Regions from separate parts of the Homo sapiens genome. Here region 1 is linked to region 2. Evidence: read pairs that join two places in POLR2A ChIA-PET (ENCODE). Cell type or tissue: OCI-LY7. All regions are shown on one strand. Links, peaks and the distances in the headings refer to the core of each region. The heading gives the core; the rest is flanking DNA.

Region 1 (8,071 bases), core at 1,547-5,546, 310 kb before region 2:
ACGGAACTGCAAGCTAATAAATGAACTGTTTTAAGTTACTAAGTTTGTGGTAATTTGTTACACATCAGTAGAAAACTCATACAAATAGTTAATAAAGGAAGGTAGCCAGAGAAATATTGTAGGGTAGCATCAAAATTAGTGGAGAAGGGCTGGGTGCTATGGCTGATGCCTATAATCCCAGCAGTTTGGGAGGCTGAGGCGGGTGGATCACCTGAGGTCAGGAGCTTGAGACCAGCCTGGCCAACATGGTGAAACCTCATCTCTACTAAAAATACAAAAATTAGCCAGATATGATGGCAGGCACCTGTAATCCCAGCTACTCAAGTGGCTGAGGCAGGAGAATTGCTTGAACCTGGGAGGCAGAAGGTTGCAGTGAGCCAAGATTGCGCCACTGCACTCCAGCCTGGGCAACAAAGTGAGACTCTGCCTCAAAAAAAAAAAAAAAAAATTAATAGAGAAGATATCAAGGTGCTGGACACTGTTAGAGGGATAATATTTTCCTTTCTCACAGGAATCAGAATACCTACCACCAGTCAGGTGCTGTGACTCACGCCTGTAATCCCAACACTTTGGGAAGCCAAGGTGGGAGAATCCCTTGAGGCCAGAAGTTTGAGACCAGTCTAGGCAACATAGCAAGACTTTGTCTCTTAAAAAAAAAAAAAAAAATTACCTGGGCATGATGGTATGCACCTGTAATCCCAGCTACTCAGGAGGCTGAGGCAGGAGGATTGCTTGAGCCTGGGAGTTTGAGGCTGCAGGTAGCCGTGATCACACCACTGCACTCCAGCCTGAGTGACAGAGCAAGACCTTGTCTCTAAACAAACAAACAAACAAAAAACGAGAACAAAAACAAATAATACCTACTGCCTATTTTAATAGAACTGGAGGCTGTAATTGAATTTAGAACTTTGGACATGAGTCTTCCAAGTGGGTAACTCTTCCCTGGGTATGAGCTGTGCCTCCCTGGGGGGGCACAGGCCCTTTCTCGCCACTGAAGGACACTGGGTAAAGTACTTTGGATGTTGTTCTACAGGCAGTAGGGAGCCATTGAAGGTTTTTGAACAAGAAAGTGCCATGACCAGAGTGATTCCTTAGGAAGATGATTCTGACACTATCTAAAATGAAAGAGAAAGAGACTAGAGCTGGGGAGAAACGGGAACCCACCAAGAGCTACTGTAATAATCTGCATATGAGGTAATGCGGGCCTGAGGCTGGGTCCTGGGCTCTAAACAGAGCTCAGCCCCCTGGCCTCTTACCTGGGCTCCATCAAGATCCAGACCTTTACATGCTTCTCTTAAAATGGGGCTGTCCTCAGTGGAGGGCTAGGGGACAGAGAACAGCTCCTAGAACACGGTGACTTCTGCCCCGTGGGGTCTTCTGGCAGCTGGTAGCTGGGTAGTGACTCCGGGAGGTGCTTCAAGGATGGAAAGGAGCAGGTCTGCCCAGGTTTGAGAGACTGAGGCAGACACGCAAGGAGATGCCGGGGCTGAAGAGCATTGGCCTGGGAGGCTGAAACCTGAGCTCTTGTCCCAGCTTCATCACTCATTCACCATGTCTGCCCTCTCAAGTGGGCCTTAAGACGTCTCTGCAATTGCTACCACTTTTGAGTCTATGAGATAGTCTTTGAATTATCTGGAGGAAAGAAGTTTGCTGGTTTGAAACAAAGTCTCATTCTGTCGCCCAGGCTGGAGTGCAGTGGTGTGATCTCAGCTCACTGAAACCTCTACCTCTCACGTTCAAGCACTACTACGCCTGGCTGAGGTTCAAGCGCCACCATGCCTGGCTAATTTTTGTATTTTTAGTAGAGATGGGATTTCACCATGTTGGCCAAGCTAGTCTTGAACTCCTGGCCTCATGTGATCAACTTGCCTCAGCCTCCTAAAGTACTGGGATTGCAGGTGTGAGCCACTGCACCTGGCCTAGGAGGAAAGAAGTTTTAAACTCAAAAGATGAACAGATAGAGTAGGTTACTGTGATTTACTGGACTATCAATCAGAGTTATTATGGGACAGAACTATGTTACTTCAGAAAAATGAAATTAACGGTTTACATAACTAGGAAGCCCTGGCCTGATCCAGGTGTCTGAGCAGTGTCCCTGGGAGTCTCTGTCTCTGTTTCCCAGCTTCGCTCTTCTCTGTGTTGCCCTCACTCTCAGGCAGGTACTCCCTGCACGGGAGCCACCAGTCGCCCCATACACTTCCTACCAACTGAACCACTCCCACAGAGGGAAAACATTTTCTTTATGAATAGTTCCTTCACAGTTCCCAGAGAGGGCGCTCACTGGACAACTCAGGTCACATGTCCAACCACAACCAATCCCATTGGCCGAGACTAGATCACTGCCTGTCCCAGGAGCCAGAGGAAGGTCTGTCCCACGTAAATCTCATGGATCGAGAGCAGAAGAATGTGTTCCCCACAGGAAAATCACAATGCAAAAGATGGGGACTGGATGCCAAATGGGCAAAAAAAAAAAAAACACAAAACAGTGGAGGCCCCTAATAACTGCTGTTACCTCAATGGTTTGAAAAGTTTAAAACCTTTCTGACCCCTTAATCACGGGATGATGAGACCTAAGAGTTCCAAGTAGGTAACTCTTTTCTACATATGAGCTGAGCCTCTTGGGACCCTTTACAAAAAGATTCTGAGTTAGGTACTGTTCTGAGCTCCATTGTACAGGTAGGGAAATTGAGACCCAAAGTCACAGTACTAGTATGTGATATGATTCCAGGCACATCAGATTTAAAAGCGCTCACAGTTTTGACTCCATCTTATTGAGTTCATGCACATGGCAACATATAGCCTTATGTTTTTTTGTTTGTTTGTTTGAGACAGAGTCTCACTCTGTAGCCCAGGCAGGAGTGCAGTGGCACGATCTCAGCTCACTGCAACCTCCGTCTCCCAGGTTCAAGTGATTCTCCCGCCTCAGCCTGCCGTGTAGCTGGGATTACAAGCGCATGCTACCACGCCCAGCTAATTTTTTATACTTCTAGTAGAGACAGGGTTTCACCGAGTTAACCAGGGTGGTCTTGATCTCCTGACATGATCTGCATGCCTCGGCCTCCCAAAGTGCTGGGATTACAGGCCTGAGCCACCGCACCCAGCCAGCATTATGGTTTTTAATGCTATAAAAGGCTTTTCACTTAGTAAGACTCAGACAGAATAAGTGCATGTGATGACATTAGCATATCTTCCCAGTCTGGTCTGATATGGACACCAACCACAAGCCTAGCTGAACTTCTAAGAAAGGAAGACTTCAGAAAAGGATCAGCCCCACCTACACAGGGAATGACGGCCATTAATATTTCAGAGCCAGCTTCTTACCCATAGGTGCAGCACAATTAAACATGTTCCAGCCACTGTCTACATGCACTTTTTTTTTTTTTTTTTTAGATGGAGTCTTGCTCTGTTGCCCAGGCTGGAGTGCAATGGCACAATCTTGGCTCACTGCGACCTCTGCCTCCAGGGTTCAAGCAATTCTCATGCCTCAGCCTCCTGAGTAGCTGTCATTATAGGCACCCACCACCACACTCGGCTAATTTGTGTATTTTTAGTAGAGTCGGGGTTTCACCATGTTGGCCAGGCTGGTCTGGAACTCCTGACCTCAGGTGATCTGCCCACCTCGGCCTCTCAAAGTGCTGGGATTACAGGCGTAAGCCACCGCGCCCGGTCAACATGCACTTTTAATAAATGTGATAAGCACTTCTGCCTGTGCTCAGTTGACATCTACATGCACACAGTGAAACTAGTTTGTATCATTGTAAAAGATTCCAAGTAAATATAATAGGAATATTGGGGAGTGAGGATCATGCTTGTACTTTTTAAATTCAGAATTCTATTTGGTGAGCAGTGACCTTCAGGTATTATGCAATATGAGTCTTTAAAATTTGCTATTTTGTTAGGAATGGGAATGAGGTTAGAATAGTGACCCAGAAGCTTGTTACATGTTTAGATACCTGGTCCTGCCTTGAAGTCTCTGACCAACTCCTCACATTCAGAGGGATAATGGGAGACAGAGGTTTGGTATTATATTTATTTCGAAGCATCTATTGTACCAAATACAATGCTAGAGACATACTGGAAAGGTGATTTTTAAAAGACCTCTGAACATGTTTTCTTGGGAGTTAATGCCTCCATATGTCACAACCATCATGACCATGCCCCCCAGTTTTTTTTTTCTTTAAGTGCTCACTTCTGAGATCTAGCTTAAGAAAGACATACAGGAGAGGCATTCTGGTCACATGAGGCATGAAGTCATGGTCACACTTTGGCCTGACCAAAAGGATTACCACCAGCATTGACCAAATTTAATTCCTACTAACTTTTGACCCCTACAGAAATTTGAAATCTATTCTTAAATTATTTACCACTACCAAGGGCATTCAAAAATATTCATTACAGTCTGTAATTACTTTTAACATTCCTTCATCCAAAAGGCATGCCTTTATTCACTCACTCACTCACTTGTTTATTCAACTTACATGTATCAAGTGTTTCCCACATGCCAGGACTGTTCTAAATATGAGGGATAGCCAGGTGCCGTGGCTCATGCCTGTAATCCCAGCACTTTGGGAGGCCAAGGTGGGCAGATCACTTGAGGTCAGGAGTTTCAGACCAGCCTGGCCAACATGGTGAAAACCTGTATCTACTAAAAATACAAAAATTAGCTGGGTGTGGTGGCGGGCCCCTATAATCCCAGCTACTTGGGAAGCTGAGGTAGGAGAATCGCTTGAACCCGGGAGGCGGAGGTTGTAGTGAGCCGAAATCATGCCATTGCACTCCAGCCTGGGAGACAGAGCGAGACTCCATCTAAAAAAAAAAAAAAAAAAAAAAAATTGAGGGATAGAAGGAAGAGCAGAAAATGGACATGATTCCTGCCTTCATGAAGCTTACAGTCTAGTGGGGAAGATAGAACTTAATAAACATTCAGACTGGGCGTGGTGGCTCATGCCTGTAATCCCAGCACTTTGGGAGGCCGAGGCGGACAGATCACTTGAGGTCAGGAGTTCGAGACCAGCCTGGCCAACCTGGTGAAACCCTGTCTCTACTAAAAATACAAAAAATTAGCCGGGCATTGTAGCACATGCCTGTAGTCCCAGCTACTCGGGAGGCTGAGGCAGGGGAATTGCTTGAACCCAAGAGACGGAGGCTGCAGTGAGTGGAGATCATGCCACTGCACTCCAACCTGGGCAACAGAGCAAGATTTTGTCTCAAAAAAAAAAAAAAAAGGGAACTTAATAATCATTCAAATAAGTATTAAATATCACTTATGATAAATGCTGGGAAGACATGGTACATTGGGCTCTCCAAGGAGGATTTGACTTAATATGTGAAAATCAAAAAGTAAACCACATGGGAAATTCAACTTACATGATACTAGAAGGAAAGGAATTCACTCAGCAAAGAGGTTCCGGTGGTGTCTCAGATTGGGCTCCCTGGAAACAGACTGAGACAGATTTACACATGGAAGATATTGGGGAGCTATGATATTGTGAAATATGTGTTTGGTCTTCATCCCATTTTCTGGCATACAACTCCAAATCTTCAAAGTGAAAAGCATCTTTTTGTATATTAATGAGTTGACTGATGGCTGGCAGCCCCTAGGAAGCTGCAGGATGGAGACTGGTCACCAGAAAAGCCAAGGTAGGATTAGAGGGTTAGGACTTTCAGCCTATCCCCCAATGGCCAATGATTTTATCAATCATGCCTGTGTAATGAAGACTCCATAAAAACCCAAAAGGGCAGGGTTCAGAGAGCTTCCTGATAGCCAATCACGTGGAGGCTTCCAGGAAGATGAACAAGAACACATCCACGTGCTGGGAGTGTGGCTCACCCCAGCTCCATGGGGACAGAAGCTTCTGAACTTGGGACCCTTCCAGACTTGGTCCTGTATGACTCTTCATTTGGCTGCTTATTTGTGTCATTTAAAATATCCCTTATAACAAACCAGAAAACATAAGTGTTTCCCTGCATTCTGTGAGCTGCTGTGGCAAATTAATTGAACCCAAAGAGAGGTTTGTGGGGACCTCAATTTACAGCTGGTGGGTCAGAAGTTTTGAAGGCCTGGACTTGCCACTGGCATTCAAAGCCTAGAGGCAGCCTTGGGGACTGAGCCCTCACCCTGTAGGACCTGGCACTGTCTCCAGGAGATAGTGTCATAATGGATTTGAATTAGAGGACATCCAGCTCGCATCTGCTGCAGAATGGATTGCTGGCTGGTTTGTGTTTTGAGAGTATTGTGGGAGAAACTGAGTTTGTTTCTTCTACTCAGGAGTGCTCTCCTGAGATGCAGCCATGAGGAAGGCAGGACTGGGCAGAGAGAACCTCACCCCTAGTGCGGCAGGCGGTGGGGACTAAGACCTCAGCCATCCTTCAGGGAGCTCTGGAGTTGGGATGACTCTTCTGAGTTGGCCCAAATTGAGGTGGGGTCCAGACTTGTGTATCCCTAAGGATGCAGTCAGTGACTGTGAGTAGCTGCCAGAAGGGGGCGGAAGCCTGGGATGCCATCCCCGCTGCAGAAGGCAGTTCCCAGGGAGGGGTGCAGCTGTGAGCCATCAGCAAGCAGTGGCCCCAGCCAGGCATGGCTGCATAAATTTGGGGGCTCACTGTGAAATAAAAATATAGGGCCTCTTCTTCAAATATCGGGAAAAAGCCTCCTTTCATGCTCTATTTTTCAACCAGCCATAGGGTTTGGATTTGCTATTTAATGTCATACTTCCCCAGGCTCTGGGATACTCAAAGAGTGAGTAGAGACCCTCACAGACACCCAGGGCTCCAACCCACGACTGGACCTGAGGAAGCATGTGCCTGACCCCAGCCCTCCCTGCACCTGAGTCCAGGCCCCTACCAGGCAGAAAGTGGCAATAGTCACTGGGTGAGGGTGGGGGTAGAAGTGGGAGGTGGGGAAGCAGACAGCCATGAACCCATCCCGGGGAGGCAAGCAGGTGGCAGGAGGGGGACTGTGTGAGCTGAGGCTCCAAGTACGGCTCTATTGGCTTATTGGACTTCACTTAAAAGACACAAATTCAAAGATAAATGATTACAAACAGCATTAAACCCCAGTAAAGGTATGCCTCTGAGCACAGGGCCCTGTCCATGGGCACTGGAAACTGGCCTGGCACCAGCAGCTGGAGGGTGGGGGCCAAGAACCTGAAGAGGGGATTGGAGCCAAGTAGCCCCCACAGGTGGGGAAGAGCATTTCAGGCCATGGGAATAGTCTGGGCAAGTATCTCTTGCTTTAGGGGAAATGAAAAGGAAGCCAGGAAATGAAAAGCACATCGTAAGAGGAAATGTGGTTCAAATGAAGATGGAGAGGTGGCAGGGGCCAGACGGAACCTGGCATTATGGGCCATGTTAAGGACTTTGGGTGATCGTCTCTGATCACTGGAAAAGCTGTGGCAGGGTTTCATGAAGGGGACAACATGTTTCAAATTTTGTTTTGAAAAGATTACCCCAGGTGAAGTGAAACAGATTGGAGGAGATTCAGGTAGTTTGTGGTCTTTGTAATCCAGGTAAGAGGTGATGGGGCTCAGACCACAGAGGGAGTAGTGGAGACAGAACGCAGTGGATGAATTGGGGCGATATAATATTTCAGAGTGAATAGGCCTCAGTGATGGTTTGGATACGGGGTTAAGGGAGATGGGGTGTCAAGAATGATTTGTTAGATAAGGCTGTGTCACAAGCACAGACTTAGACCCTGAGTACTAAACAGGGAACCAGGCAAACAAAGACCCTGAATACTAAACAGGGAACCAGGCAAACAAATGCCTGCCTTCATGAAGTTCCAGGAGAGGAAAGGGATGGACAAGGACATGGGCAGTGATAATACGGTGTGATCAGGGTTGTCTGAGCTGGGTACATAGGAAGGGCACCCAGCCCAACATGAGGACCTGGAGTCACAGGGTCAGGAAGGGCTTCCAAGGGGAAGGGACAACCAAGCTAAGACTTAAAAGACATGAAGCCAGACAGGTAAAGAGGAAGGAGCATGCGCTAGGTAAAGGGATCAGCAGAGCTCAATAGTCCTCAATGGCGGGTGATTGTGCCAAACTTCCTGGGGATACTTGGCAATGTCTGG
Region 2 (8,071 bases), core at 2,576-6,575:
ATGAGGAGCATTGAGGCTTAAAGTATCTCTTAAATGGCCTCATAATACATACCTTAACTCTCAGAATCATTCCCACAGACTATTACTATTATTAAGCTAGGCCAGGTGTGGTGGCTTAAACCTGGCCAACAAGGTGAAACCGTGGAAACCCTGTCTCTACCAAAAATACAAAAAGTAGCCAGGCATTGTGGCATGTGCCTGTAATCCCATCTACTTGGGAGGCTGAGGAAGGAGAATCACTTGAACCCGGGAAGTGGAGGTTGCAGTGAGCCAAGATCATGCCACTGCACTCCAGCCTGGGCAACAGAGTGAGACTCTGCCACCAAAAAAAAAATAAATAAAATAAGCTAGACATTTTTATATTGGAATATAGATGTCTCTAGCCTGCTCTCTAGAACAGTGGTCCCCAACCTTTTTTGGTACCAGGGACCAGTTTCGTGGAAGACAATTTTTCCATGGATGGGGGTGGAGAGAGATGGATGGTTTCAGGATGAAACTGTTCCACCTCAGATAATCAGGCATTAAATTCTCTAAAGGACTGCACAACCCAGATCCCTCCCATGTGCAGTTCACAATAGGGTTCGCCCTCCTATGAGAATCTAATGCTCACTTGCTGGCCGCTCACCTTCTGCTATGCAGCCTGGTTCCTAACAGGCCATGAGCTCACAGCCTGGGAATTGGGGACCTCTGCTCTAGAGTACGTCTCCCACCTTAGACATAAACCCTTTAAGGAAGCTGATGTTTCTCTCATAGCTATTTGTATTGTAATAGATCTTTTTCCTACAGTTTATAATGAAAAATTTCAAATACACACAAAAGAGAAAGGAAAGGAATAATGAAACCCCACAGAAATATTACCTAACTTAAACAAATAATCAACTTAAGACAATATTGTTTTATCTATAATACCACCCACTTTACCCTCCTTCTCCTAGTGGATTATTTTGAAGCCAATTCCAGACATCATATAATTTCATCCGTAGACATTTCAGCATGTATCTCTATATACCACAAGATATTGTTCAAAGAGACATATTGAAAGATACTGCTGGTTCCTGTGTAAGTTCTTGTACTGGTGGGTCAGAATACTTTTTTTTCTTTTGAGACAAGGTCTCATTCTGTCACCCAGGCTGGAGTACAGTGGCATGATTATGGCTCACTGCAGCCTCAACCTTCCAGGCTCAAGCAATCCTCCTACACTGGCCTCCTGAATAGCTGGGACTACAGGTACACATCACCATGCCCGGCTAAGTTTTTGTAAAGACAGAGTCTCACTATGTTACCCAGGCTGGTCTCAAACTCCTGGGCTCAAGTGATCCTTCTGCCTCGGCCTCCCAAAGTGCTGGGATTACAGGTGTGAGCCACTGCACCAAGCCAGTGGGCCAGATTTCTGATATAAGCATTCTTCCAGTAAGACATATATTAGTCAAAGAAATACACACATACACACGTATATAAAATATACAAAACACATATATACGTATTTTCTCTACTGTACTTCCTTACAACTTAAACCATTTGAAAGTAGGATTGTCAAACAAGAAAATCAAGAAAAAAGTGGTCTGAACAGTTTCAATTGTAATAAGATCATTGATAAGGGATCTTAGAGATCTCTTAGGAAAGAGAAAAATCACACACAAAAATCCTCCGTCTGTCAGAGGTAAATGACTTTCATACAGCACAAGTTATGTGGCATGGAACAACGTGCTAATATCATAAAATTATTATACATAAAGTAATTCATGTAGCTGCATATTTTACAAAACAAATGCAATAAAACTAACTTAATTCAGAAAAATTTTATTCAATAATCCTTACCTTTTGTTGGACTGAGATTCTGATCTATAAATCCTCTTACTTCTGCATTTGTGGAAGTCAAACCAACCTGAATAAAACCGTTTAAAAAGTTAAAAATAGAATATTAAGTAGTATGTGTTCACTTAACAAGCTATTTTATATCTTCCATCAGACATCCATATCAAATATATATAGCCACATCAAATGAATTAATTATATTAACCACAGGAGTATTATTTTAAAATGAAATGTTGACATATTATTTAAAAGGGGAAGAATATTGCCTGTAGTCCCAACTACTTGGGAGGCTGAGGTCGGAGGATTGCTTGAGCCTGGGAGGCAGAGGTGTTGCAGTGAGCTGAGATCATGCCACTGCACTCCAGCCTGGATGACAGAGTGAGACCCTGTCTCAAAAAAAAAAAAGGTGAGGGGAATATGAATTGTCCAGCTTAAGATAAAAATTAATGAAATACTATTACTTATGAGCAGAACTGAGATTTTACAGATTTTACTGACAGTTCTTTGAAAGCAAGTAAGTAATGTGGCAGCCATGAAGTTGCCAATAGATATTTCAAAATTCCATCCCCACTGTTGCCCTTAATTTGTACTATTCTTAATCACTATCTAAAATGCTTTCAATACTATGACATGTGAGGAATCAAATAAAGACCATTAATACCACAATGCAGAAGTAAAATACATTGGCCTTAAGTCCAACTGCTTGGATTCATATTCTGGACCATCAAGCCTACTAGGGGTTTGGCCTTGGTCAAGTCATGCATTTCCTCATCTGTAAATTGGAGGGTGATACCAGTACTTAGCAATTCAGGTTGTTATAAAGACTAAATGAGATAATTCATGTAAAGCATATAGCACAGGATTTGGCACATACTGCTCAATCCATGTCAGCATACGTTACTGTCAGTATTATACTTGAGGGACTACCCACAGCAAGTATTTATGAATTCACTTTTAGATAATTTATTTCATTTAAGGTAATATCCACTACACTACTTGGCATCACAGAGCTGAATACAGGAATATCATCAAACAGAATATCAGAAATATATTACAAAGCCTGGAGGAAAAAAAACCCTCAATTTTTGAAAACTTGGCAGAACGCAAACATCCAAAAATTGGCTCTATTATTACTATCAAATACTTTTTGTAAGCATTGAAGATTTGTAACCTTGAAACATTACAATTTTGTTACATTACACTAACTTGTAACATCACAAGTTTGTGGTATGATACCTCAAACTGTACTTTTTTTTTTTTTTTTGAGATGGCGTTTCACTCTTGTGGCCCAGGCTGGAGTGCAATGGCACCATCTTGGCTCACTGCAACCTCCGCCTCCCGGGTTCAAGTGATTCTCCTGCCTCAGCCTCCCAGGTAGCTGGGATTACAGGCACCTGCCACCACGCCCAGCTAATTTTTGTATTTTTAGTAGAGAAGGGGTTTCACCATGTTGGCCAGGCTGGTCTCGAACTCCTGACCTCAAGTGATCTGCCCACCGTAGCTTCCCAAAGTGCTGGGATTACAGGCATCAGTCACCACGCCCAGCCCTCAAACTATACTTTCAAGACACTACCACATGGAAAGGATTTTTTAACCCCTTTACTGAGATATCATTGATATATAAAAATGGCATACACTTAAGGTGTACATCTTGATGTTTTGATATATGTATACATTGTAAAATGATCACCACAGTCAAGCTGACATATCCATTACCTCTATATAGCTATTATTGTGTATATGTGTGTTGCGAAGATTCAATTTAAGATCTATCCTTTTAGCAAATTACAAGCACACAATACAGTACTATTAATTATCATCACTGTGCAGCACATCAGATCTCCAGCAATCTGAAAAGATTTTAAAGCACACAAAGCTTTATAACTTTATAACTATCCACTTATTGTTCTAAACACTGACTACTTATATTTTTCTTCTTCTTTTTTTTTTCAGATGGAGTTTCGTTTTTGTTGCTCAGGCTGGAGTGCAGTGGCACAATCTCGGCTTACTGTAACCTCTGCGTCCCGGGTTCAAGCAATTCTCCTGCCTCAACCTCCCAAGTAGCTGGGATTACAGGCGTCCACCACCACGCCCAGCTAATTATGTATTTTCAGTAGAGACAGGGTTTCACCATGTTGGTCAGGCTGGTCTCAAACTCCTGTCCTCAAGTGATCCACCCGTCTTGGCCTCCCAAAGTACTGGGATTACAGGCGTGAGCCACCACGCCTGGCTGTATTTATATTTTTCATAAGCAATTATTTGATAGTTTATAATATCAATGTAAGAGCTAATTATTTCATTATTTGATAATTCAATGCTCTACTAAGAATTCAAATGCTCTACTAATAGCTGTTTCTTTCTGTCAAGAAGTATGTTAGCAGTAATATTTTTACATATTTTTCATATCCTAACAAGTGATTTTGATGCAAATCTCTAGAATCTATCATCATCAAATTTTTATGACAGTAGCTGAGACTAAGTCATCTAGAAAATGGCCTCTTAATTCTATGTAGATAATAGTGCAGATACTTAACTTTGTCCAGCTTCTTATCACTTTTCAGTTAGAAATAAAGACAATACTTTCCAACAAAATTTGCAACAAATAACTATATGTTATGGCTCTTCAGTTGCTCACAAATAATGTTAAATATCCAACTTGTTGATTTGTTGAAGAGTTTATTGTGCCATTACTAATAACTCCCCCCTCCTTTTTAAACTCTTCTGCTATAGGAAGATGACAGAGGCAAAACTTGTTGGTGTTCTACTTTAAAAAGAAAGCAAAGAAGGCAAAGACAGCCTTTAATAAATTCCATGCTTGATACAATATAACCATTTAAATACATGTATTATAATAACTTCAAAAGGATCAGTTTATACCTTTTTGTTATTATACAACCTCAACTAAACCTCAAAAACCTCAACTAAAACCACATATTCATAATAGAGAGTTCAGTTACTGGGTTACCGTTATGCTTAAACACCTGCTCTTAATATCCAACTTCTGCAGAGTAAAACAGCCAACGAATGTGGAAACTTTTTAAGCAGCTGTACACCTGCATCTTAAGAACCAACAAATTGTACTCCAAAAAGATAAAAGTCAATTGTGAGTCCATACTGCATGCTAATCTTAGTCTCATAGATGGAGGGGAGGTGTTTGTATTTAAAGCTTATATATAAAACCAAAATATATTTAATTAAAACTTCAAAATATGTATTAATTTCTACTATCATAAACATTTTGTAAAGATTCAAAAAAACTGTATTATTTGAGAGTAGAAAAAGTTGGCTAGCGAAAGCATCCTAAAATATTAGCCATTCTTCCCTTATTCTACCTATTTAAAAAGGACTTATCTTTCAATGAACAAGAGAAAAAAGTGAACTCATATTTCATGTTAAATTCTTTGCCTAATCATGTCCTGAGGAAAATATGCTGAGTATTCCTCTCTTTTTTCTCAATTTTTAAAAATAAATTGTATTGTCTGTATTTAAGGTATAAAACATGATGTTATAAGATACATATATATAAAATGGTTACTATAGTGGGTATTCCAATGCTGTGTTGTGTACTATATAACCAGTCACTATGCGTTTACTGAATTCAAAGTATTTAAGTTCAATTTTTAAGAATCAGATCATATTGACTAATAATATTGTAATTTCATTGATATTCAACATTTCTGACTGACATAACATTACTGAAATGTTCAGAGTAAGATCATCTGTGCTCAGTTAAGCTCTACCTTTCACAGGCAAGGTGATCGTGGAACGGTCACTACAAAATGGGAATGATAGAACGTATGTGCAAGACAAACTAAAGAGCTCATAGGATCGAGTCAAATGATTATGTAAATTTATCTGTTAATTTGGCAAAAATATATCTATTAATATGCCAAAGCAATATTTAAGTGTGGGTTGTCATCCAAATGGCAATGGCTTCCAACACTTCAACCCTGACACAGACCATATGCAAAAGAGAAATGCAAATGACCAATAAACATACAGAATGTTAGTTTACTTAACTAGTAATCAGAGAAATGTAATAAATTGCACACCATTTTTTGCTGATTAAATTGGCAAAGATTTATAAACATATAAAAAGAAATGTCACTTTCATATACCACAAGTATATATATAAATCTGTGCAATCTTAGCAATATGAATCAAAAGCTCTAAAAAATTATACACACTTTGGCTCAGTAATTTCATAGAATTTTTCTTCTGGAGATAATATGATGAGTGAGCAAAAACAGACAAAATGTTCCAAAAAGGAAAAAAGCAGAAGTAACTTAATGGTCAATATTAGGAAACTGGTGTAATATCCATACAATAAATAACATAAAATAGCCACTTAGGCCAGGCACCATGGCTCATGCCTGTAATAGGAGCACCTAGGGAGGCTAAGGCAGGAAGATTGCTTGAGCCCAAGAGTTTGAGACCAGCCTTAAGGAACATAGTGAGATCCTGTCCCTACAAAGAAAAGAAGAAATTAAGTGGGCAAGGTGCCTGTAGTTCCGCTACTGGAGAGGCTGAGGTGGGAGCATCGCTTGAGCCCAGGAGGTGGAGGCTGCAGTGAGCCATGATCATGCCACTGCACTCCAGCCGGGGCAACAGAGCAAGACCCTGTCCCAAACTAAACTAAACTAAAATAGACACTTAAAATGATGTTCCAGAGATATCAAGATAAGAAAATGCATTCATCACAGAAATTAAATAGTAGCCAGGCACGGTGGCTCATGTCCATAAACCCAGCAATTTATAGTCCCTATTGCCCAGGCTAGAGTGTAGTGGCACGATCTCGGCTCACTGCAACCTCTGCCTCCCAGGTTCAAGTGATTATCTTGCCTCAGCCCCTCTGGCCCAAGTAGCTGGGATTACAGGCACACTGCCACCACACCCAGCTAATTTTTGTATTTTTAGTAGAGATGGGGTTTTACCATGTTGGCCAGGCTGGTCTCGAACTCCTGACCTCAAGTATCGCCTGCCTTGGCCTCCCAAAGTGCTCGGATTACAGGCGTGAGCCATCGCGCTGGGCCAATGTCTATACATTTTGATTGCTACATATACAAATTTGTATACAAATCAGATATCTTCCTAAGCAAAATTTTGCTGACAGTCTCTAGGCTATTTTTTCTTTTCTTTATCTGTATTTTCTAATTTTTCCATAATGAGTATTACAGCCTACATGTTTTTCTTAAAGATTCATTGACAAGGCAAAAAAAAAAAACCCTCAAAAATTATATTTCAAATTATTTACTGTATTATTGCTTAAATTAGAACACAACTGCATTTTTGGTCTAGAAAAATATTACTGGATACTAGATACTATTTGATAGCAATTTCACCCCAGATACAATAAATATGTTGCCAGCTCCTCACCTCTTCCTTTTGCAAAGTGATCAATCCTACATCTCATGTAGTTCTAGTAAGACAATTAATCTTAGAGGCTCAAAGTGGGCTCATGACTCAAAGCCTGGCCACTTACCGTATCCCACTTCCATCTCCACGGAGTTTAAGCAAGGTCAACTCAAACTTCTCCGTAGATTTTGAAACATAAATACTAAAAAGGGGCCAGGTGCAGTGGCTCACACCTGTAATCCTAGCACTATGGGAGGCCAAGTCAGGCAGATCCCTTGAAGTCAGGGGTTTGAGACCAGCCTGGGCAACATAGCCAGACTCCATCTCTTTAAAACACAAAAGTTCTCTCTCTCCTTCTGAGACAAGTATTATGAGGCCAATGCAAGCCATTATGCCACCATACAGAAGGCCTAAAGATGGAAGAAGACAGACCCCTGACATCATCGTTTGATCCCTGGAATCTAGATGTGTTTGAAGCAGCCTCTAGACTTTTCAATTATATAAGTCAATACATTCCACTTTTTGTGTTAAGCTGTTTTGATAGGGTTTCGATCATTTGCAACTATAAGAGACCTAATAAAGCATGGATAAGACAAAAGTAACTCTTCACAAAAAAACTGTTGTCATCAGAGACATGTAAAATGAGAAAATTTAAAATGTACATATTTGAATACATGGTTAGTAATGCCTCTGTAAGAGGGCAATCTCTTCCCTATCTACAATCTCTTCTGTGTTTGTGAGTCACTTCTCAGTAACATGTGACACAATTGATCACTTCCCCTTGAAACACTTTCTTCACCTGGGCCTCCAGATCATCAGGATAACTCTTTTCTTCCTGTCTTTGCCCATTCTTTGAGTGTCCTTTATGGCTTCTCTTGCTTTCCACCTTTTTGTTGGAGAA

The links. ChIA-PET counts read pairs that join two places held together with the same protein. Peaks named below come from ENCODE experiments on the same cell type or tissue, not always from the same donor. Only the 100,000 strongest peaks of a DNase experiment are listed, where the experiment ranks them.
Region 1: POLR2A ChIA-PET joins it to region 2 with 8 read pairs; 2 of 35 experiments call an interaction of 5 or more read pairs at or near these places.

Annotation. Positions count from the first base shown.
Region 1 is chr3:141,787,195-141,795,265 of GRCh38, forward strand. The region is part of intron 4 of GRK7 (G protein-coupled receptor kinase 7); the gene reads left to right. Among named protein-coding and RNA genes, the nearest start is that of GRK7, 28 kb to the left of the region's middle. In OCI-LY7, for the core only: a CTCF peak has its summit at 2,265; no DNase peak of the experiment used is centred there.
Region 2 is chr3:142,091,243-142,099,313 of GRCh38, forward strand. TFDP2 (transcription factor Dp-2) reads right to left here. Exons shown (of 13, transcript NM_001178139.2): 3 at 1,819-1,885. Among named protein-coding and RNA genes, the nearest start is that of TFDP2, 54 kb to the right of the region's middle. In OCI-LY7, for the core only: no CTCF peak of the experiment used is centred there; a DNase peak (open chromatin) is centred at 4,799; H3K4me3 peaks cover 2,442 bases; H3K27ac peaks cover 4,000 bases.